Regions from separate parts of the Homo sapiens genome. Here region 1 is linked to region 2. A link is a loop called in an ENCODE intact Hi-C map of the cell type or tissue named here. Cell type or tissue: A673. All regions are shown on one strand. Links, peaks and the distances in the headings refer to the core of each region. The heading gives the core; the rest is flanking DNA. Region 1 has its middle 370 kb from the start of CSNK2A2IP. Region 2 holds the start of EPHA3 (EPH receptor A3).

Evidence for each region. A loop is a pair of places that touch in the nucleus more often than their neighbours do. Peaks named below come from ENCODE experiments on the same cell type or tissue, not always from the same donor. Only the 100,000 strongest peaks of a DNase experiment are listed, where the experiment ranks them.
Region 1: a loop joins it to region 2, with 2.1 times the contacts of the local background. A loop is called at or near these places in 2 of 110 quality-filtered maps.

What each region holds. Positions count from the first base shown.
Region 1 is chr3:88,696,409-88,712,674 of GRCh38, forward strand. No RefSeq gene overlaps it. Among named protein-coding and RNA genes, the nearest start is that of CSNK2A2IP, 370 kb to the left of the region's middle. In A673, for the core only: no CTCF peak of the experiment used is centred there; DNase peaks (open chromatin) are centred at 6,483 and 6,723; H3K27ac peaks cover 3,367 bases.
Region 2 is chr3:89,104,144-89,112,143 of GRCh38, forward strand. It overlaps EPHA3 (EPH receptor A3), which reads left to right and starts at 3,478. Exons shown (of 17, transcript NM_005233.6): 1 at 3,478-3,693. The coding sequence starts at 3,606. RefSeq lists an enhancer at 3,320-3,459. In A673, for the core only: no CTCF peak of the experiment used is centred there; DNase peaks (open chromatin) are centred at 3,458 and 4,208; H3K4me3 peaks cover 3,470 bases; H3K27ac peaks cover 1,421 bases.

The sequences.
Region 1 (16,266 bases), core at 3,654-11,653, 400 kb before region 2:
CAAACTAATGCAGGAACACAAAACCAAACACTGCATGTTTTTACTTACAAGTGGGAGCCGAATGATGAGAACACATGGACACATGGGGAGGAACAACACACACTGGGGCCTCTCCAGTCGGGGGTGGCAAGAGAGTATCAAGAATAATAGCTAATGGATGCTGGGCTTAATACCCATGTGATGTGTTGATCGTGCAGCAAACCACTGTGACACACGTTTACCTATGTACCAAACCTCCACATCCTGCACATGGACCCCAGAACTTGTTATAAAAGTTGGGTTAAAAAAAGTGAATAATCAGGCTTTTATTTTTCGACAGTATCACGATGAAGTTATGTAAACACAGTTTTGATCTATTCTGTATTTATATCTTTCTGGAGTGCTTTTATTTTCTGTATGTTTGTTATTATATATTATTTATTCTCTTTTTTGTCATTATACTTTTTATGGAGTTTGGGCCTTAGCCCTTTTCTATTGCTCATTGTTATATGAAATCAGTCTTTTCTGGATCTTTAAAAGAAGGCTAGCTCAGGATGGGTTTTCCAATGTCATAGAACTTTATCTTCTGTTTTTTTTTTACATAGTTTCAAAGACTATAATAATTTATTTCTGAAATTCCCTAGCTCTGCTCTGTTCCCTCAGTATCCTCTCAAAATAGTCTGTCCTTTCCCTCTATATTCAACATCCTACTTATTTTTAATTTTATTACCATTAATTTCTCTTCAATGTGGAGCTACGTCATGGAAGGAAATTCTTGCTAGTCTGTTTCAAAAGCTCATAGGTAATAGATCTAACCAGAACCCATGAACGCACCTGCTGGTGAACTGGTCAAAACTGCTTTCATTTTAAAACTATCACTCTAAAATACACCCATTAGACTTTCTTGTTGGTCTTTGATACTCATATCAATCATTATTTCTTTGGTGATATGTATTATATTTATATACATAGTTGATTTATCTTTTGCATTAATTTTTAAGAGATATGGTTTATTTTCTTTTTCTCTGTATAAATAATCTTTTTCAAGGGTCTTAATTACTTTCCTCACAATGTATTATAAATATCAGCAAATCTTCTTTCTGTATTTTATATCTACATCTTAAAATAAATCTCTGGTTTCTTATTCCTTCATGGTTAATGTAACCTTCAAGAAGAAATTCCAAGTACATCCTGAGAAGGTGTTTGAACAGTCTTTATGATTTTAACGCCTTAACTTTCAAAAATGAGTCTGAATAAATATTTGCTGAATAAATATCTGACACAAACTTGCATCTATGTATTTATATCATACTAACAATTCACTTTGGTAACCTCCATCAATTGAAGATGACATTATTCAAGTTGTAGAATGAATGACAAAAACACGTAACATTCAGTTTAAAATGGAATATTTCATAAAATATAATTATAACTTAGAGTAATAAATTAACTCACTTTCTCTACAGTATATTCATAGCGCACAAAGTAATAAGTCTCAAAATTAATACTTTTAACCTTGACAACTCTTGTCTGCTAAGATTCAATTGTAGGTGGTCTGCTTTCACATAGAATATAGAAAAAAAGAAAAAAGGCATTGCTACCACTCTAACAATACAAAATGATGAAACTACAAAATCATAATTTTTAAAAAAACCACCTGAAACAGGTTGCAAAGTAAACAAGTAGACTGAAATCTAAGGAAAGATAAAACTTTCCAAGAAGAGGTGAGAAGTAAGCACTGGCTGACCTTCGGTAAAGTTTAGAAGGAAGATAACTTGGGTGCCACATAAAAAGTTAAGAAAAATACAGGTAAAATGTTTAGTGGTGTGTTCAAGGATAAGTAGAAATGATTATGTTAGAGTATAGAAACTCTGAGAAAATTAAACACAGAAACTCTTAAAAGTAACTCTTAAAAGTAATTGGGTGTCCAAAGGAAAAAATGGTAAAAATGGTAGCAATACGGGTTTATAGAATATGTAAAAGGAAAATGCATAAAAATTATATCATAAAAGAGAAAATATATATACACATTTGTGTTTCTTTACATATTTAATATATTATAATATTATTTGAAGTTAGATTGTAATTAAATACTTCATGTATACACAAAGGCAATTGAAAACAAAAATGATAGTGATAAATATTAGCCATTACTATAGATAGCAGATCATTATAACATAATCTAAATTAACCCAAAAGAAGGCACATACATGGACAAAAGGTACAGGAAAACAACGAATAAAGTAGAATACAAGCATCAGATTGTGGATTTAAATCCAGTCATATTAGAATTACATTAAACATAAATGGAGTATATAAAAAACTCTTAAAAATATAGAAGACAGCTATTGTCAAATTGGCTCAGATAACAAGAACCAACTCTATGCTGCCCAGAGAAAGTGAAAATTTAAATATAAAGACAGAAATAAGTTAAAAGTAAATGATAGGATAAAGGTATGCTCTACAAACATAATTAGTGTACAATTGTAGCAGCTATATTAATGTAAGAAAATAGACTTTAGAACAGGAAATATTGTCAAGAATAAAGAGAGATATTAAATTGTAATAAAAATGTCAATTTTTCAAAGATATACAACAATCCTGAATGTGTATTTTTCTAATAACAGAGTTTCAAAACTCTGTAAGAAAATACAGAACTGAAAGAAAAAATATATAAATCAACAATTTTAGTTGGAGATTTCAACACTTCTCTCTTAGCAATAGCACAAAAAGATAGAAAACAACCAAAAAGTTCTTTAAAGGAAAACAAAAAAAACTATCAGTCTATTGAACTAGGTAATTTATAGAACAATCCGACCAATATCAACAGAATACACTTCTTTTAACATTTAAAGCACAGGTTGCCCACAATACTTGTACCTCTGTAATTAGGTTTAGATGAGGTCATGAGTTTGGAGCCGCCCTGATGAGATAATGCCCTTTAAGAAGAGGAGGCAACACGCTATCTTTCCCTCTTTCTCTGCTATGCGAGAACACAGCAAGAAAGCAACCATCCTTAAACCAGGAAAAGTGTCTTCACAAGCTACTAAAACTGCCAGTACCTTGATGTTGGACTTACCAGCCTCCAGAACTATAAGAAATAAATGTTTATTATTTAAGCCATGCTGTCTGCGGTATTTTTGTTGTTGTCATTACACTAGCCCAAGCAGAATAAAACAGTAAGCATGGAACATTCACCAAGAGAACCAAGCTCAAGATATTTAGAAAGATTGAATTCATATAGGATATTTGTTTTTATTACATCCAAATGTGACTAGACATCAATAACAGAAAGATATACAGAAAATGCAGAAATTTTTTGAAATTATATATTATACTTATAAATAGCCCATGTGTTAAAACAGAAGTCACATTAGAAATTAGATAACATTATGAATTAAATAAAAATGACACAAAATATCAGATTTTGTGGCCTGAAAGTAAAGCAATATTTAGAAGAAATTTATAACATGCTATATGCTGTCATAACATTAGTGTAAATATAAATGTTTACATTAGGAGACAGTTTTCAAATCAATGATCTAATCTGTGATTGTAAGAAATAACAATGAAAAGAGAATTAAATCCACATAAATCATAAATAAGTCCCAATAAACATGAGTTAACAAAAGAAATCAATAAGATTAAATACAGAAACAAACAGAGCAAAAAAAAGAAATTGAAGTTGTTTCTTTGAAAATATCAAAGAAATAGTTATATCCCCAGCCAGACTTAACAAGAAGAAAGACAGAAGATACACATACTCAATATACATTATCAACTTTTAAGATTTTAAAATAACAATGAAAAATATTACAATCAATTCCATATCCAGAAATGTGACATTAGATATAATTGAAAAATTTCTTGAACCAAACAATTAAAGTTCATCTAGAATAGATAACTAAGAATATCCCTAGAAATATTTGAATGACTAATAAATAAATTTAACTTGTTGAAAACTTTACTACAAACAAACAAAACAGGCCCAGATAGCTTCAATGATAAATGTCTGCAAATATTTAAGAAACAAAATCAGAGCTGAGCTGAATCAAAGGGAGATGAAGAAATCCATATGAAAAATCAATGAGCCAAAAGCTTGTTCTTTGAAAGAATAAATAAGATTGATATTTACTTATCAAATAATTGATATTTATTTATTAAATAATTTTGTATCAGAATGATGTTGGCCTCATAAAATGAATTAGGGAGGAGTGCCTCTTCTTTGATTTTTTTGGGAAATAGTTTCAGTAGGATTGGTACCAGTTTTCTTTATACAGATGGTAGAATTCAGCTGTGAATCCATCTAATTTAGAGCTTTTTCTGTTTGGTACAATTTTCTAGTAACTGATTCAATTTTGGAACTTGTTATTGGTCTGCTCAGGGTTTCAATATCTTCCTGGTTTGGTGTTTCCAGGAATTTATCCATTTCTTCTAGGTTTTCTAGTTTGTTTGCACAGCCATGTTCATAACAGTCTCAGGAATTTTTTTTTTTATTTCTTTGGGGTCAGTGGTAATGTCCCCTTTGTCATTTCTGATTGTCCTTATTTGGATCTTCTCCCTTTTTTCTTTTTTGTCTAGCTAGCAAAGGCTAGCTCAAAGGCTCCTAGAACTGATAAACAGCTTCAGCAAACTTTCAGGATACAAAATCAATGTACACAAATCAGTAGCAATTTTACACACCAAAAATATCCAAGCTGAGAGCCAAATAAAGAACACAATCCTATTTGCAATAGCCACAAAAAGAACAAAATACCTAGGAATACAGCTAACCAGTGAGGAGAAAGATCTCTAAAGTGAGAATTGCAAAGACTCCAAAAGCAATCCCATTACTGAGTATATACCCCCCCAAAATAAATCATTCTATTATAAAGTCACATGGAATTGTATGTTCATCAAAGCAGTACACACAATAGCAAAGACATTGAATCAACCTAGGTGCCCATCGATGGTGGACTGAATAAACACAATGTGGTACATATGCACCATAGAATGCTATGCAGCCATAAAAAGAATGAGAACATGTCCTTTGTAGAAACATGTATGGAGCTTGAGGTTATTATCCTGAGTGAATTAACACAGGAACAGAAAACTAAATACTTCATGTTCTCACTTATAAGTGAGAGATAAATATTGAGTATGCATGGACACAAAGAAGGGAACAATAGACACCAGGGTCTGATTGACAGTGGAGTGTGGGAGGATGGTGAGGATTGAAAAACTACCCACTGGGTATTATGCTGATTACGTGGGTGACAAAATTATCTTTACACCCATGCAACAAAACTGCACATGTGCTCCTTGAACCTAAAATAAAAGTTGGAAAAAACCCAAATTATGCCAGCTCTACATAAAATTTTCCAGAAAATCTCATATATTGAATTATTTGTCATTATTTATGGAATCAATATTATTCCAACACAAAAATTATTCCAAAGCTTTATAAGAGAATAAATCTACCAAACATATCCTTGTTCAATACAGATGCAAATAGTACCAACAAAATATTAGCAAATTTTAAAATGTGTATACATAAAGGATAATGCATCATTACTAAGTAGCAATAATCTCAGGAATCCAGATTTAATTCAATGTTGAACAACCAATATAATCAGGTAATATAATTCATCATTTCAACTAACTAAATGAGAAAAAAGAGAATCATCTTAATAAATGCAATAAAAAATTGGCAGACCAACATTTATTATAAAAATTATCAGCAAACAATGGATAGCAATCTGAAAAAGGTGATCTACTAAAACAAAACAACAGCAAACTACAGTTAACATTACATGCAATTGTGATAGATTGAATGCTCCATCCAAAATTGGCAAGAAGACAAGAATGTTTGATTATACCAGTCTTTATTCACATCATTATAGAGGTCTTAGGTTTTACAATAGGTAAGGAAGAAAAAAGGCATACAATCTGGAGAAGAAGAAATAAAACTGTGTCTATTCACAGGCAACATCATTGTCTACATAAAAATTCCCAATGTTTCTAACTAAAGCTCAACATTAAAAAAATAAATTTTGGATTTTTGGGGGATTAACTAGTAAAATTTAAATAAAATTATTATAACTGACAATACCACTCACAGAGAAATACTGAAGGATAAATCTAATAAAATATGTGCACAATCTATAGGCTGAAACTGCAAAACTCTAATGAAAGCAATAAGAAAAGATTCAATTAGTAGAGAAACATGCACTATACTCATAGATTGGAGGATTCAATATTGTTAAAAATGTCAACTATCCCCAAATTCAACCTTGCAAGAACCACATTTTTTTGTATAATTGACAAGCTGATTTTCAAATTTGCATGGCAAAGGAAAGAAATTAGAATTGTCAAAACAATTAAAACAAAAGAAGACTCACAGTAACTGTTTTCAAAAATTACTATTAAACCACAACATTCAAGACAGTGTAGTATTGGTGAAAGATGAGACACACTGGATATATTCTATAGCATAACTAATTGATAAAATTGCCCACCAAATATACCAGTTAACAGGTTTTAATCAACATTCCTGGATTATGACTGAAGTATTTTTCCTTCTTCCTACTTTTTCCTTTCCTTCCTTCTTTCCTTCCTTCCTTCCTTCCTTCCTTCCTTCCTTCCTTCCTTCCTTCCTTCCTTCCCTTCTTCCTTTCTTTGTTCCTTCTTTTTCTTTTTCTTTTTTCTCTTTGTTTTGGGATTCTTTACTCCTTTCTTCCTCCTCCTCCTCCTTTGCTCTTTTTTGAATTATTATTTCACAACATGGTCTAGAATGAGAAAGACATGGAATTAATGCCTGATTTCTATGCTCTGGCAGTGTTCTTTTTTTTTTTTTCCTCCAATTACTTAAACTTCAAGATTCAGTTTTCTTAATTCTGAATTGGAGATATCCATATCTACCTTATGGGTTTTACATACGTATATAGTGAGAAAGGAAATGTGAACTTTTTTATTAAAATAATATTTAAATTATTTTTGTCATTATTATAAAATAATCATTTATATCATCGTTATAAAATATGTTCATATTCTTCAATTTAAAAGCAAATTCAAACCAAATCAAAAAACAATAATAGATACAACTAAGGCTGAGATTACTTGCACATTAAATATAAAATACTTATATTTCCAATTTATAGTCAGAAAATAACTTACTTCCTTCATCCTATCCTGCCAATGACCTTCTTTACTGACCAGTGTAAGTTTTCAAGGAAGCTGTAATTCCTTAGCGCAGAACAGTGTAGCCTTGAGTGTAGGAAGATATTTTTTGCAATGAGTGGGCTCTAGCTAAGACTAATCCACGTCTTCTTACCTTATTCTGTAATAAGTAACCAGAGGAAAATAATGTTGCTGCTTCATAGTGACACGTTTCAGGCCATTCATCAAAGATTGGTTAGCTAGTGCTTCTAAAATTTTTCATTGATTGCATTTACATGAGTCATACTTTTTCATTTATACAAGTTCCTTAGCATTACATGACAGTAGTGTATTACATTTGTTGTGACAGTCATATTAAAGTCCAATTATCACTAGTTATCATCATGACAGTGTACTCATTCTCTAGATTATCTAGCCTATTTCCACTGATATTAAAACACATTTTTCCAAGTTAAAGTAATATTTTTTATAACATGTCTTTTTACTCTACTTACTCATACATATGATCTGGGCCAGAATAGCTTTGTTCCTCTTCTCCTTTAATAGAAAGTCCTCACTGAATTTCATATGCTAGCTTCAAACTTACCTCTTTTTTCTGAGTTTTTAGTAAATTTTTTATTTTTGGCTCTGAAAACACTTATTTGTAAATATTTTAAGGTTGTTGGGTGTTGCTGCTGGGTGTTACCTCTTTGGATTGATTGTAAATATCCTGATGGGTATTTACTGTGGAATGGGTTTTCCAGCTTTTTTACTTTTTCTGAAGTGTTTAGCATTTAACACACAATTGGTGTTCGATGAATCTTAACAGAGTCACTGACAAATTGATGTAAGCTTTCAGTCTCTAAGAAATCCATGACTATATTTTAGAAAACATTTCTGTGGAATGTCTATTCATCCATCATGCTTATTTTCCTCTTGGTATTGCAAACTGTACATGTTTTTCTACCATTAGCATAAATACCTGCACAGTATCCTTCATGTGTTTCCTTTGCCACAGACTTTTCCCCATAACTGTCATTAGGCTTGCATTATGCATTTTAATGCATAATGGAAAACCTGCGTGCATTGTGCACAGTAGCATAATGTATTCTTCACGGTGATAAGTTATGTTTCATGTAATGTCAGTTCCTGTTCTTGAATTTACTCTGCTCTCAGTAGATGTGTTTCAAATTAATAGAGCATTAGTCCCTAATCAAGGAAGTATTTAGAAATATATTTTTAATTAAAATGAACTACTGGGAGGAATAAGTAGTATTAGAATTTTTGTGTTAATTTGAAATAATACATTACCCATGTATCTCTGTGCATTAGTAAAGACTAGATTATTGGAATTTCTGTAAACTCACTATAAAAATTAAGGCAAATGGAAAGAAGCAGATTTAATAGAACATTAGATATAAAAGCTTAAAATCACAGAAGCTATGATGGAAACCAAATCACAACATATATATTTGTAAAGACCTAAAGCAATTATATAATCAAGTCATCATCTTACTTATAAGCAATGAGCACTACAAGACAGATGCATCACCTGTTTTTAATTACAGAGAATGTGTGGCCACCCTTTGTTGTTGTCTTCTTTGCTGTTAAGAAATTTGTCACATTTCAGCTACAGAGAACGATAAAGCCAGTCTACTTGTTTGTTTGTTAAAATACATTAATCACACTTATAGAGCTCCAAAAAAATGCATTTTGCATCTTAGGTCTGCACTGTAAATGCCCAAGTTCTAACACCAGAAATTCCATAGTTTACTTTTATACATTAGCAAAAGTGCTGATAATATGAAAAACAAGCAAAACAAGATTCAGATCTGCCAGATATCACCTGTGAAGAGACACAATCTTATCTTGCAGATTACGTGAATTAATAGTAGAAATGTTATATATTTTCAGTAACTGGAGCCTGAGGTCCTTTCATCTTATTAAAATTATAGCAAGAAAAAATTATTGAATATGAAAATATTATTTGGATCAAGCTTATTCTTTTGATGTGATCTTATCAAGAAACAAATCTATGTAATATTTGTAATCCACATACCGGTAGGGCATGGGTGATAACTTTCTTAGTAACTCTTTCAGGATATACATAAGGTTACTTAGGGCATGACATAGTACTCAGCAATTGAAAATGAACTTTTAAAAAGAAAGAGATTCCTTCTCCAAAGTATAAACTTACACAGCATCCCATAGAGAGTCTTTGAATCAGATTCAGAACCAAAATGCAAAAAGGGGTGAAGATCTATTGTCCCAGAGAAATTACAGACTCATATGCTTTTCTTACAGCTACAAAGACTCAAAGCTAGGATTAATAGGCAAAGGATAGGAACTATCAATGACAAGTTCTAAAATCCTTGAAGCAAAAACAGTACATCCCTGGAAAAACAGTCCGAAGAGGATACAAATAAACTTGTCTAATGGCTATGTGAGGAGGATGCAAAGATGGTTGACAATATCTCTTATATATCTTCTATAATTAATTTTATACAAAAAAAGCATAATGTGCTATTTGCAATTCTCATTACAGAACTTCGGTTCTGGTGGGATTTACAAAGTTTTCATTGTGTTTGTAAATAATTAAAATCTTATCTACATTTTTGTATGCAAATATCTGGATGAGGCAGATATCGCAGTAAATATTTTGGTTATGTTAGAATAAAGCTAGAAGAGCAACGCCTCGTTCCTAATTTGATTTAAAGGCACATTTAATTTTCTGTCTGGTGTGCTGGTTTTCCCCAAAAGACCTCAATTAGGATGGTGGCTCACATTTAGAGAAGCTGAATAAACTTTTAGCAATGTCAATTACTAGTTTAGGGTGCTTAAGCAATTTTCTCTCTCCAAGCTTCACATGGCTCAGCCATAAAATGTAAACAATAGTTACTCAACAAAAGTTTTGTGAAGACTAAAGGATACAATGGACATTTCTATATCTAGATCAATGCCTAGCATATATTAGCCACTCAAATAGTTGTATGAACTATTGTACATAATAGACTTTACACTGTTCCTAATGTTATTGTTCACAACTTTATAGCACTGTTTGTAATTTACATATACTTTAGAGATTTTTTTTAATGAATGAATGATCACTTTTCAGTCTCACATGAAAGCATGATCAATAGAAACAACTCTCTTAGCACTAGCCTGTAAAGCCATTGTGGCTTTATTACAAGGAGCAGATGCCTCAGGATTTCTATGCTCAGAAGTTACTACAATAATTTAGAAAGATGAAACAAATTATTCTGTATCACTGGATGCTTAAACAGGCAGTTATATGTGTGAATGCTTCCACTTACCAGATTTGGAGAAACAGCTGTTGTTTATATGGAACTTGGAGTTTATTATGTATGTGACTCAAGTTCACCCTTAAAAACTAGAATGCAACCTTGTGATTTAGTATTCGCCTCTGCGCTCCTCTTTAAGTAAAAGCCCCCCATGAGTACTGGTGAATTATTCTTAAAAAATCTGAAGGCCCAAAGAAGAAAGATAAATATACAAAAAAGTGATATTTGCAAACCACCTCAAAATGACAAATAATTTGATATAGTATATAAACTTCTCTTGAAAGTAGTCATTTCTCTGCTTTATTTGTGTTCAAATTTACCTCTGGATACTGGCAAAAAGCAAAACCATATCATACACTCCCCAACCCTTACCAAAGACTTCTGACATTAAGCTCTTGCTGAAATATGATTTGGGGTCACTTTACTGCTACAGATTAGAAGAATTACGAGTGTTTTCATTGAGAGTAGCTTTTTTTACATAAGTAACAAAAGGTAAAATAATCACACAGATCATATGTCAATATGTCTTCCATATGTTGTATATACAAACTATAAATGCATGTAGATTATATATGTAGACTACTTAGAAATACACATACACAGTCTTACTTCAGTACCTTTCAGGTATAATAGGTGGCAGGCAGATTGAAAGCATTTTATTTATGGTGAGACATTGAGAAAGGTTGAGCATAAATAAAATGGAAATCAAATTGCTATTAGAGTCAAATAGTTAAGCATGAGCCTAACCATTGCAAGGAAATTAGAGGAAAGAAAAATTGAGAATTAAAAATATATTTTATTAACCAACTTTTAGTACTCTCTTTAATGGGAATGTACCACAAGTTCTACTAAAATAAATGCGGTAACAAAAATGCTTCAAAATGCGTATGCATGGGAGCTGGGTACAATGTTGAGAACAAGTGCAAGTGATGACTTGATTCAGTTAAGGTGGCTGTCAGTTTAGTTTACTATCAAACCTGCAACAAGCTGTGTAGAGGACAAACACAAGGTTAAGAACACAGTGAGCAGGATCACTCATGCCTCCTTCGTTCATCCTGGGATGCACCAATAATTCTGGAGATTCAGCAGCATGCTTGTTGCAAGAAATACATTAGGACTAAGGAATCCCAAACAAAAAGTTCAGCTCACTACAACAGAAGGAAATTCTTGCTGTTGCAAAGTTACACACAGCCACATGACATTTCTCATGTCAAAACTTGTCCCACTGCAGGTTTCAGTGTAGGTGGCCTGGCAATAGCTTATCAAGAGGTAGGAGCAAGCACATGGTGTTTGGTATTTTCATAAATTACTCTCTCCTACAATTCCCTCCCCTACTTTGGAGAAATTGAACACTGTATGGTATGTTTTTAAATGATTTTTTTACATTAATATATAATTTATATTAATCACTATTAAGATAAACTACTACTGGAATATTCTCAACAAGATTCCACAGAAAGTAAAACAAATTCCAAAATATGTTCCTTGGGAGAATAGTCTCTCAAAATAACTACAGTGGTAGACATAAGAAAATACAAAATATATGCTGCTAAATGTCTCAGTTATGAAACTTAATCGAGGTTTCTCACTTCTTTAGATGATGTAAAAAGTTGAAAAGAATATTGCACCTGTCATTACAACAACAGAGAGCTGAGGATACAGGGCAACCAAATAACCAAAAAGTAATGAAAATACAGACTTCCTCCAAGGAGAAAAGGTACATGCATTTGCTTACCTGGGGCAGATTTTGCCAAACATCATACAAGTTGGTAAAAAAAAAAAGGCTAAAATTTTAACAAAGTGTTGAAGCTTGATTGTGGACTGGCATGAGAAGTTAGGAGTTATGCACACTTTATACAATCATTCAAATGATTTTCTCCATGGACATCACCAGGTGCTCATAAGAAACATTTGGGCAAAACAAGAGTCTGAGAAAATATCCCTCATGGTATATAAATGTACCTCATGGGGACAGAAATAGTAGCTTTTGCCTGAAAGGCTCAAAGCCCTCCATGAATCCATTTTCCCTATCTTTCCTAAGGAACCTTAACATATTGGAGGAATAGCAGCAAACACTGTTATCATTGTGGCATTGCTGTAAGCCCACTGTATCTAAAGAAAGAGAACAGAAAAAAAATTCTGTCTCAGGAGATGGGGAAGGTGTGGAGAGGTGCAAATACAGCCTTGGCCAAAACAATTAAAACTCAGGAGAAGAAGTCATGAGAACTCTTTACCCCTGAAACCCAAACACGATGCCTGCTTAAGACCAAGGCCAAGAAAAATCAGAAGAGAATATCCACTCCCCATATACCATCATGAGGCCAATAAGCATAAAAAGGTAAGGAACACTGTCTTCAGAGAAAGGGATAAGAGAGATGAGGCACAGTGCAAAGTAATCCTGGCATATTGAAAGGCCAAGGCAGGAGAATCTCTTGAGCCCAGGAGTTTGAAACCAGCCTGGGCAACATGGCAAGACCCTGTTTATACAAAAAATATAGAAAATTAGCTTGGCATGGTGGCACGTGACTGTAGTCCCAGCTACTTGGGAGGCTGAGGTGGGAGGATAGCATGAGTCTGGGAGGTTGAGGCCACAGTAAACCATTATTGCACCATTGCACTTCATTCTCAGTGACAGAGTAAGACTCTGTCTCAAAAAACCCATTCAAAATACAAGTTAAACTAGAGACATTTGAAATCTACGTTGCAACAGGGTAAATGTAATAACGCAACCCAAACATAGTTCTATTCCTGACAATGTTAACACAAACTGCACAATAAAGGCCTATCATAAGAATATTCACGTCCACTTCCAGGCATAAAGCTCTTCATTTCAGTGTTTACTGTCCTACCCAACAACATGGATGAATCTCAAGTGATTTATACTAAAAGAAGGTGAGATACTGTATGATTACATACACATGATGTTCTGGAAAACGTAAGACAACAGGGAAAGAAAACAGACCAATGATTGCCAGGACCTGGAGTTGGGGGAGAGATTAACTACAAAGGGACATGGGTTAATTTTATTCTATATTTTGATGGTATTGTTGGTTTTACAACAGAATACATTTGTCAAAGTGTGCAGAACTATACACCAAAAAGGGTGAATTTTAGTTAGAAAGTTGTACTCTGAGAAAATGAAAATAAATTATAAAATATATAATAGACAAGAGATTTTAAAAATGGGAATATTACAGTAAATGTATATGGCATTTTTAGATAGCTCTTAATTTCTAAATGCCAAACATGTGGGGCACACATAGAAGTGAGGATATAATGAGACTATTTCCCTTTTGAAGAAACAAAAGCACATTAGCATATTAAAGACACTGACTGTCCTAAATAAAGAAAAACTATATTTTTTTAATGTGTGTAACACGTCTCAAAGGAATACCATTTTATGGAACATACATTGAGATAAGAGGACTTTACAAGGTCTAGACTTTGAAGAATCCATTACTGTGTACTGACTAAGAAGCATTTTTAAGGAAGTTATTTTAGAGAAGTACAAAATTGTCACTGAAGAAAATAATATATCTCTTCATCCCCCAATGGATAGTTGAGTTGAAATAACTGGCCAGTAAAATGTTATTCTCTCAGTGTTAATGCTACCATAGCTGTGTAAAATTAGCCCCCCAAAACTTGGAGCCATGTCTTTGAAAGACCCAGTTGGAAATCACTGCATGATCAATGCCAGGAAGGGCTAGCTGTGTAAATTTGGTAATACAAAGAAAAATAAAATTGAGAGAAACCTTTTCCAAAAAACAGGGAAATAAAATTGTCATTAAAAGTACTAAAGATAGAAGGTTCTGGGAAGATGGTAGAATAGAAAACCCCAAGAATCTGTCTCCCCACCTAGACAACAACCGCACTGGTGGAATATGTCTGACATCAATATATTGGAATTCCAGAATTTGTTGGAGGCTTGAAAATTCTAAAAGGCTTGGATAGGGAATTGCAGTTAATTTTGGACAATTTAAGCTTTTAACACAGTAGCGGCTATCCATTTCTCAGCCCCAGACTTGGGGCAGGCAATTGTGTATGTCTTCCTGGAGCAACCTGCACTCAATATACAGAGCCAAGGTGGGCAAAAAAGGACCCTGTCTTCAAATATCAGAAATCTATGCACTGATTGTTGATTGCTACTTCTGATCACAGAGGTGCAGGCAAAGAGGTAGGCAGCCATTATGCTGCATCTCCTCCCAGAGGCACATATATATATATATATAAACCCTCACATATGTGGTCGAATTATTTTTGACAAGGATGCCAATACCATCCAATGGGGAAGGGTCAGTCTTTTAAATGTATGGTGCTGGGAAAATTTCAAAGAATGAGGTTGGATCATAAAGACAAATAATGACATGAGACTCTTACGTAACACATATACAAAGATTAACTCAAAGTGGATCAAAGACTTAAATGTACTACATAAAATTATAAAACTCTTAGAAGAAAATATAGGGAAAATGCTTCATGACATTGGATTTGACAGTGCATTCTTGGGTGTAACAGGAAAGGCATGAGCAACAGATGAAAAAATAGACAAATTAGACCACAAAAATGTAAAAAATAAGTGCATCAGAGGATACTATCAACAGTGTAAAAAGACAACCCAGAGAATGGAAGAAAATATTTATGAATTATGTATTTGATAAGGGATAAACATCTAGGATACATAGAGAACTTCTAAAACTCAACTACAACCACCACCACCACAACAACAAATATTGGATGAATAACTTGAAAAAATGGACAAATAACTCGAATAGAGATTTCTCCAAAGAAGATATCAAATAACCAATAAGCACATGAAAAAATGCTCAACATCACTAGTCATTTGAAAACTGCAAATTAAAACTACAGCGAGAGACCATCCCATGCTCATTAGAACAGCTACAATTAAACAACAACAAAAAAAGAAAATAACAAGTGTTGTCAAGATTAGGAGAGAGGAGCAGGTGGAGCAAGATGGCAGAATAGAAAGCTCCACCAATTACCTCCCCCTCACCCTGCAGGGACATCAAGTCAGCAACTGTCTACACAGAAAAACACTGTCATAAAAAACAAAACTCAGGTGAACACTCACAGCACCTTGTTTATCTTCATATCGCCGAAAGAGGCTCTGAAGAGATAGAAAAAACAGTCCTGAATCACCAACACCACCACTCCTCAGCCTTTGGCAGTGGTGATGTGGTGTGGAGACCATCTCTGGGTGCTTGAGGGAGGGAGACCACAATTGTGAGGCATTGAACTCAGAGCTGTCCTTTAAAGCACAAAGGAAAACTGGACCAAACTCAGCAGATGTTTGCCCACTGAAGGGGCATTTAAACCAGCCCTAGCCAGAAGGAAATCACTGATACCAGTGGTCCAAACCTGAGTACCCACAAACCTTGTCATGGAGGGCTACAGCACTCTGTGTCTCCAAGTAAACTTGAAAAGCAGTCTAGAACATAAGGACTGCCAACTGCCAACTCTTAGTGAGTCTTAGTGCTGAACTAGGCCTAGAGAGACTGGACTGAGGGGGCAGTCAACATACTGAGACACCAGCTGGGGCAGCCAAGGGAGTGCTGGCATCACTCGTCCGTTAACCCCTGGCTATAGGGCTATTGACTTCAAAAGAGACTCCTTCCTTCAGCTTGAAAAGAGGAGTGGGAAGAGTGGGGAGGACTTTGCCTTGCCTCTAGGAAACCAGCTCAGCCACAGTAGCACAGGACACTGGTCAGAGTTGTGAGGCCCCTGTTCCAGACCCTAGCTCCCAGATTATATTTCTAGACACATTGTGGGTCAGAGTGGAACCCACTGCCTTGAAGGAAGGACCCAGTTCTGGCAGAATTCATCAACTGTT
Region 2 (8,000 bases), core at 1-8,000:
CTTCTACGCACTACCGTCTGCCTAATTTCTCATAATCAATCTATTATGAAGTGTTGCCATTTCTCCCACTTATATGTGCCTGGTTTCAGTTCTACTGTTACTGCTCAGTGTCACACTCTCTAGATCTCTCTTTTGGATCAAGATTTTTTAAAAACAGTATTGAATGCTTTTAATAATTCAGACACTAGGCTAACACTTTATCTGTACCATCCCAAATCTGATATAATCCTTACAACATTCCGATGAGATAGGATCTGTTATTATCTGGATTTCACTAAGAGTGACAGAGCCAGGTCAGTGACCTAGATTGCTCTGATTCAAGAGCCCCACTGGTAACCTCTACATGGTATTGGCCATCCTACTGGAAAGGGCTCCTAATTTGTCTTTTGGCTTCTCATTGGAGTTTTCACTTTCATTTTCCCCTCCTTTCTTAAATATGTCAAACTGATCTTTCTAAAATGCAAATTGAACTATTTCTGCCTTGCCCCTCAGCACCCCTGTCCAAGCTTTTTAGAGCAGCTAATACAACTCTTCATGACCCTGCTTCTTCCTAGCCGGTGTCTCCTCTTTCCCATACCCGCTGACACAATTTCGAAATCTATACTCTAATAATAGAGACATTTGTCATTTCCTCCAGAAATCTTGTTTTTCACTTTTCTTTAAAATGCCCCTTTTCAGTTTCCTCTCAATTGCCATCTCCCCCAGGGAACTGTTAATTCCTAACTTGAGTTATGTACTAAATCCAGTTTTCCTTGGGGGAGTATTGTTTGTTTAACCTAAAATGGTCTTCTCATTTTCCCTTTTATCTTTCTTCTTTCTGAGAGATCCTAGTTCAGTTCCTTATCACTTCAGTCTTACTTGAAAAATAGCCTGAAGTCTAACTGGCCTACCTCTAATATTCCCTCCTTCACATTGGGCAGTGGTTCTCCAGGGACCCCAAGGATTACCTGAGAAGCTTTTGTGAAATTGCAGATTCCTGGGTTCCAACCTCGGAGGTTTAGGTCCAGTAAGTCTGTGGTGGGAAGAAGGCATCACTTCTTAATAAGCATTGCACCCAGGTGGAGACATCCTGTTTTATGCTATTAGTAAACTTTTGTCCCCAGACTGAGACATGATCAATTTACTACTTGCTGAAATGCTTTTGATGTCTCTCTTTAGTTTAAAATATATTGTAAAATCATTGACATGTGGCATCGAAATCTCTGTAGTTTTCAACCAGTCCTTTGAAGAATATTTCCCTACATTTTGTCTCCAATCCATACCTCCTCCTATTCCGGCCCTTTACCTACCACAAATACTCTAATATACTCTGTATTCCATATGTGCCAAATGCTTTCATTTTTGGCTCACTTGGACACTCTCTGGACTTGCCTGCCTGCAGTTCCTTCTGAATCATTTTCTTACTAGTGAACTCCTACCCATCCTTCAAGCTGCAACTCAACTACCACTTTCTTAATAAGGGCTTCCCTGCATCTGCTGCCCCCACCTCATCCTTTCCACTCCTGCTATGGTTGCTCTTCTCTGCTTATTGGCATCACTCCCTTTTCCCCATCTGTCCAGAATGGCGCCTACATAATGGAAACCTTTTACTTTTCACTAGAGAGTTGACAATTTAGAGATTCTATATCATTTACATTCTATTTTCAGGCCAGGTATTGCTTTGTACTCATTTTGCCACTCCTGTAGCTTTCTGCAAACATGAATGCCTTTTTTCCCAGTGACAAGCAGTTTTTAAGTTTTCAAGTGTGAAAAGAGAAATAGCATGAGGGGCGCCAATGGATCTGCGTGTCAGCACATTGGCAGATTCTCCAAAATGTTTTCAAATTGTCAATTCCAAATAAGATTTTAGTTTCTTTCAAGTTTCAGAAAACGTGTATCTAACTTTGGAACAATGTAAGTGTTGTGCTGGAACTTTGAAAAAACACCAGAGTCACCACTGTCTAAGTTCTCTGGGCAGTATCTGCTATTATTTTCAATTCTGACAGACTTGGCACTTGAGGATTGCGCAGCCTCTGGTGACACAATGTGGAAAGAAGTTAGAGACACAAAGTAACATGGCATACACAGAAAAGTGAGAAGGATCTCTCTTTTCCCCTGGCTGCTTCTATCCACCCCAATTCCCCACCCCAGTCATCAAACTATTATCTGGCACCATTAACTTAAATTCAAGTGAAAATTGTGTTCTCTAACTAAAAACATTGAGTTTGTGGACTGAATACATTATTAGCAAGGGCTTTTCAAACTTTCATTTAAGTTTCATTATCAAGAGCTCTAAAATTGATCACTGATCTTAAGATTATCAACATACCTTTATTTTCTGAAGTTGTGAGAGGAATATAATAATCTTGTTTTCTTTTTAGTATAAGAAGAGATAGATGGGCGGAAGGATATCTGAGTAACCATTTTCTGGGAGATATTTTAAAGATAAGTGATGCTGGTTATTAAAATATAAATTACAAAATTGTTTGGCTGAACTAGATTGCAATAGGTTGTTCAGCAATGGGATTGGAAATAACAGAGACCATTGATAGTCATGGTGTAAAATAAGTGAGAAAGTACGAGGACATTATTATTTAGCTTTTGGATTTGGAATGTTAAAGAATAAGAATACCCCAATATTATTAGACTATCAGTGGTTGAAAGTTGAATGGAGGAGCTGTGAATTATGCATTGTTTCTCTTGCAGAACCCAGAGATCCTAATGTGAGATGGTGAGGGAGGGGGATATGTATTATTAAGAAATTTAGGTTTGATCTGTATTACTTTTACAACACAGAACGAGAAAAGAATGTAGACCTCCGGCTGGGGTTAGACTTGCTCCCTTCCGTAAGATGATGAAGGTCAACTTCCCTGTTTGAAAAAAAACAAAGTATGCTCTATGTGCGCGGAAAATCACTGTGCCAGATCTAGTAAAAAGCCACGATACCATTGGGTGTGGAAATGCAGAGACCCTCTGATTCAGGCTGTGTATTAGTGTCTTTCTGAATCACAAAGAACTCATGGAGAGTTATGATCACATTGAACACAGTAAAGGAATAACTATAATCATTTTTTTCAATTATACAAACATGATTGACTTTTTAACGAAAGACTGCTATTCTTTCAAAACACACGTTTCTCTCGCATTTCAGTTCCTTTTGCACTCACATTGCCATATGATACTCCTATCAAGGCTGTGATTTCTTCGGTGAATTAAGCAACAGAGCATGGATAGCAAACAATAAAACAGCTACTTTTCATGCAACACAAAAGAGGGAGCATTTTTCTCAGCACCGCGGCCTCATCACATCTTCTGTGTTTCCTGTCCCATGGGCGACGCCCCCACTCCCACCCGGTCTCCTTCCCGAGCAGCTCTGGGCTGCAGAGCCAGCTGCGTGCCATCCCGCTCTGCTTCAGCGCACGCTGAAGACGGCACTAGGACCCAGGGAAGTCCCCGAGCGGGGTTCGCGGAAAGGCAGCCAGACTCCTCCTTATCTCCAGTGTCAAACTTGACATCAGCCTGCGAGCGGAGCATGGTAACTTCTCCAGCAATCAGAGCGCTCCCCCTCACATCAGTGGCATGCTTCATGGAGATATGCTCCTCTCACTGCCCTCTGCACCAGCAACATGGATTGTCAGCTCTCCATCCTCCTCCTTCTCAGCTGCTCTGTTCTCGACAGCTTCGGGGAACTGATTCCGCAGCCTTCCAATGAAGGTAAGCCAGGTACCGCGACGCACGGAGCTCTGCCCCGCGGGGCTCACGCTCTTCAAAGCACGTTCTCACCGAAGCCTTGCACGTCGGGAAGGTGCCTCCGAATAGAGCAGTTTGCTCTGAGAGTGAAGGAAAGATGTGCCTTTTTTTTTTCCAACTGTCTTCTAAAACACTTCAGGAGATAATTTTAGATGGTCTAAACTTTGAAAATGTGTTTTTAATCTGACACCATTTCGAGCAATTACCTTGTTTGCCAATTTGAGCAGAAAGAAAGAAAGAAAATCCTCCAGCGTTGCAACCCAGTTATGTTAATTGCCAAATAGCCAAGGCAGTATTTTATTTTCTAATTATGACCATGTGGTACTCCGAGAAGTTTGAAAGAAAATTCAGCCTTCCTCTCTAGACTCTTTAGTATGTTTAAAGGTAATGACAGGTTGTTCCTACTTGGGATCATGGCATTTATGAATGGACTAAAGGGAAATCAGAGTTTGTCGAAGCGGAGGTGCGTGTTTATGGTGCAAGGGCTGTGTTGAAGTTGTGTGTATCCCGCCAGGCAATGGTTTGCTCTATGGTACAGGTTCTAAAGAGCAGCATATGCCACATTAACGTAAGTAATATTTGCAAGAATTACAATAAGCTTAGGTTGGATTCTCTTTGTTTAAAGGCTTATATACAAATAGGAGAATGTATTTAATGAATAGTGGATAGCTCCTGGGAAGATATAGTAAATAACTGAATAGTAGATTAAGAGAGAATGTTCATATGCAGCAAATGGCATTTCCTTGATGTTGTGTTATTTATTATCCTTGTAATGAGCATTAATTCCTTTTCAGTGGGTTAAAGTGCAAACCTAATGTTAAGGACACCAATGTGTTCTATAAGATTGTGTACTTAATACATACATTTTCTTTCTCCTGTATTCCTTTTGTGATCTATTCTTGTGAATACAGTCACTAACTCGTAAAACAAACTTCTCTAAATAATTGATTAGTGTAAAGCCACACTTACAACATTAATTTCCTCTTAGTGATTTTGAACTTATAACAGTAACATTTAGCAATTTATTTTGCAAGTTAACAATACCGAGCAACTGATGTGCAAACATCATGTTATATACATCACTCCTTAGAAAATATATTGTCAAGCCAATACTGTTGTATATGTACCTTAATTTTAAAAACACGAGTAAAAACAAAATACTTAGAAAGTTTTTTATTAAATGTAATAACTGCCTGATACTCGGTGACCTACTTTCACTGCTAATAGAGCAGTAATTTATCTCCTTCCTTACTGACTGCCTTTATCAATTTGGCAGTTTTCATTAAATGTTCTGAATCTTTTTTCTAAATAAGAAAATGAAAATTCTAAAATATAAGGATCAAGAAAATTATCTTACCCACAAATGACTTTTTATTTTACAAACCAAATTAAAATGTTTATTTGAAAGTAAGAGTCAATCATTCTTCCTGAATGAAAGGTAAGAGTATTCATTTGTATAACGGGTAACATGTATAATAGGTAACATATCAATAAATTAAACTTAATGTTTTAAAAATTTTTGTTCTTTGCAGATATTAAAATATTGACAATAACTAGAAAAATAGTATTAAAATTCCCACATTGTCATGATAAATTATATTTTCCAGATAGAATGGTTATGAACTATGTAGATATGGATATTACTGAATTAATTATGCACAAGAATGTAGCTGTTAGTCAGTATTTTTGTGGAAAACAACCTTTAAGTAAACTGCAAGAGAAAAAAAAAGACACCAAACTATTTCACACCTATGTAAAATTAATCAGTATTAATTTAATGAAACAGAGTTAATCAAATACAAATTGCTTTTAAGCCTCACCTCATGTATGTTTGGGGATATAATGTATATAATTATACAGACAGGTACACATTAACCATATGGATATAGAAAGGTAAATATATTCAGAAAGCTGACATAATTGCATTTAATTTGCTTGGATGAAAGTTTATCCATCATTCATGGGATTATTCCTTCCAGATTGTGTCCTATGGGTAGTGTCTCTTTTCCTTCCTGTGATTGTGAAGGGAAGCTTTAAAACAAATTTAAGATGATTTAACTTAGGTAATACTTGAGTGAGATTTTAAATATTATCCATAGCTGGGCTCTCAGTTGAGTTGAATAACATGAAAAGTGAAAATGCCAAGTATGTGCCAAGATTTCCGTGCAATTTTTCTAACAATGTAATTTAAATAGAAAGCAATTCTTTTGAAAATGTATATATGAGAGGAGTGGTGATTTAAAAATGGTATTAATGTAGTTTTCTGATATAATTTTTTAATTTTGAAATATGAAATACTAGACTGTATTTAAAATATTATGATTGAAATATTTCAACACTGTAAAAAATTTATGAGAAATTTACTGAAACATATTTACTAGAATATATTCTTCAATCTGTTATGAAGTTAGGCATTTGAGAACCAAAGAGAACAAAACCAGGCCATTGACTTAATTGCTAGGACATTTGCAGTTGTGTGATGTGTTTTTTAATTTAAGATTTAATCATTAAACATCAATATTGAAATGCCATGGGTCCCTGATAAGAAAAATAACTTAGAAAATGTTTAATCTGAATTTTCCTTCTATTAATGTATTTACAAATATCTCTCTTATATGCTTTCAAGAAAATGACTCCAGGTGATAATAGGGACTCATCAACGATAACAGATATTCATAATTCCAATGATCACTTGACTCAGCAATTGGCCTATATACTTAAACAGAACTTTATAAAAACTTTATTAAATTCTTATCAGGTCTCTCTGTTTACATGGCTTAAGAAAAGACTTTTAATGGGAGATCAGCTGTTTTTCATGGCAAAATATGATTGCTACACTACGTATTATTTTAAAAGTTCATATACTTACTCCTAGTTTCCATACCACAGGGATGATTAATGGTAAACAGAAATAACATTGGAACAAAGTTAAAACTGGATATAAAATAAAATTATCAACTGTGGTTACTTCAACCCTTTCAGAATTGGTAAAAATACTTTCTTTAAACACTTTTATACATTTATGGCAGTCTGGGGTACAATGCACTATTAATTCATCAGCACATAATACACTAAATCATTTTTTCTATCCAAAAGAGTTCATAAATTGGATTAACATTTACCTAGAAAGCTCTTTATATTGAAAATAGAGTATCCAAAATAAAACTGAATAAAATTAAATATTCATATTTATATACTACTTTTTTAAAGACTTTTTTTAGTAGCTAAGACACTATTTCTATGAAATGCATTTCCCTAAATATAAATATTCTAAATACTAGAGGAAACTATGCAATTGTTTAAAACTTAAAAGTAAAACTTGCATATGAATATTATAAGCTTCCCTTTGAGTAGTAGGCAAATGTTGGAGAAAATAAATAATCAATTTTTTCATTTTTAAAAATTACAATAAATTGGCATCACTTTTCATATATAAACACTTTTCCTCAAATAAGAACACACTGTGATTAAAACATTAATAGAGAACTAAGCTATCATATCATCTTTATAAGTTTTTTTGGTTTGGAAGAGGGTTTACATTTGCTTTTCATAGCATTTCATCATGCTAGACTAAATAATTGAATGCATTATACATTTTTGTAATTTAATAGCTCTCCTAATAGCTCACCCCTACATCCCCCCCCCACCCCGCCTCCATGGTTAACTGTGCTATTTGCCTGAAGGTAGGAGAAACCTTATTTTCACTATTTTATAACCCACAACAGTTAACACTTGACCTAGGTCATTAACAGGATTATCAGCAAATTTGTTTAAGCTTTTACTGACAATCTGAATTGCTACGATAATATTTTGAATGTCCCGTAAAGAAACTTTTTGTAACCTCTCAAAATCTATCACAAAATTAATTCATTCTGAATCTATATCTTTGTAAAGACTAGTATCTATAATAATAATTTGAGTGGTGAAAAGGTTCACTCGGATACCTCAATCTCTTTATTTTTATGTTTCATAATCATACTATTCCAGTCCTTGTCATAAATGAGCAATTATAAACTCTTTTAGATATTACATCTTCTAGTAATAACAATAGATTTATCAATACAAAACAGTTTCACTGTAACTATCAATATTTTTAATTTTATATTTTTAAATTATTGTTACTGTAGTTGATAGGGTTTTCTTTGCCTATTTTAAGGTTAAAAGTTAGTTGGATATACTTCTAATTCAGAAGTGACTGGACTTATAAAAGGGGAACTACATGTAATAAAACACCATTGCCACGTGTTAGATCATGGTTGTATTTTATATAA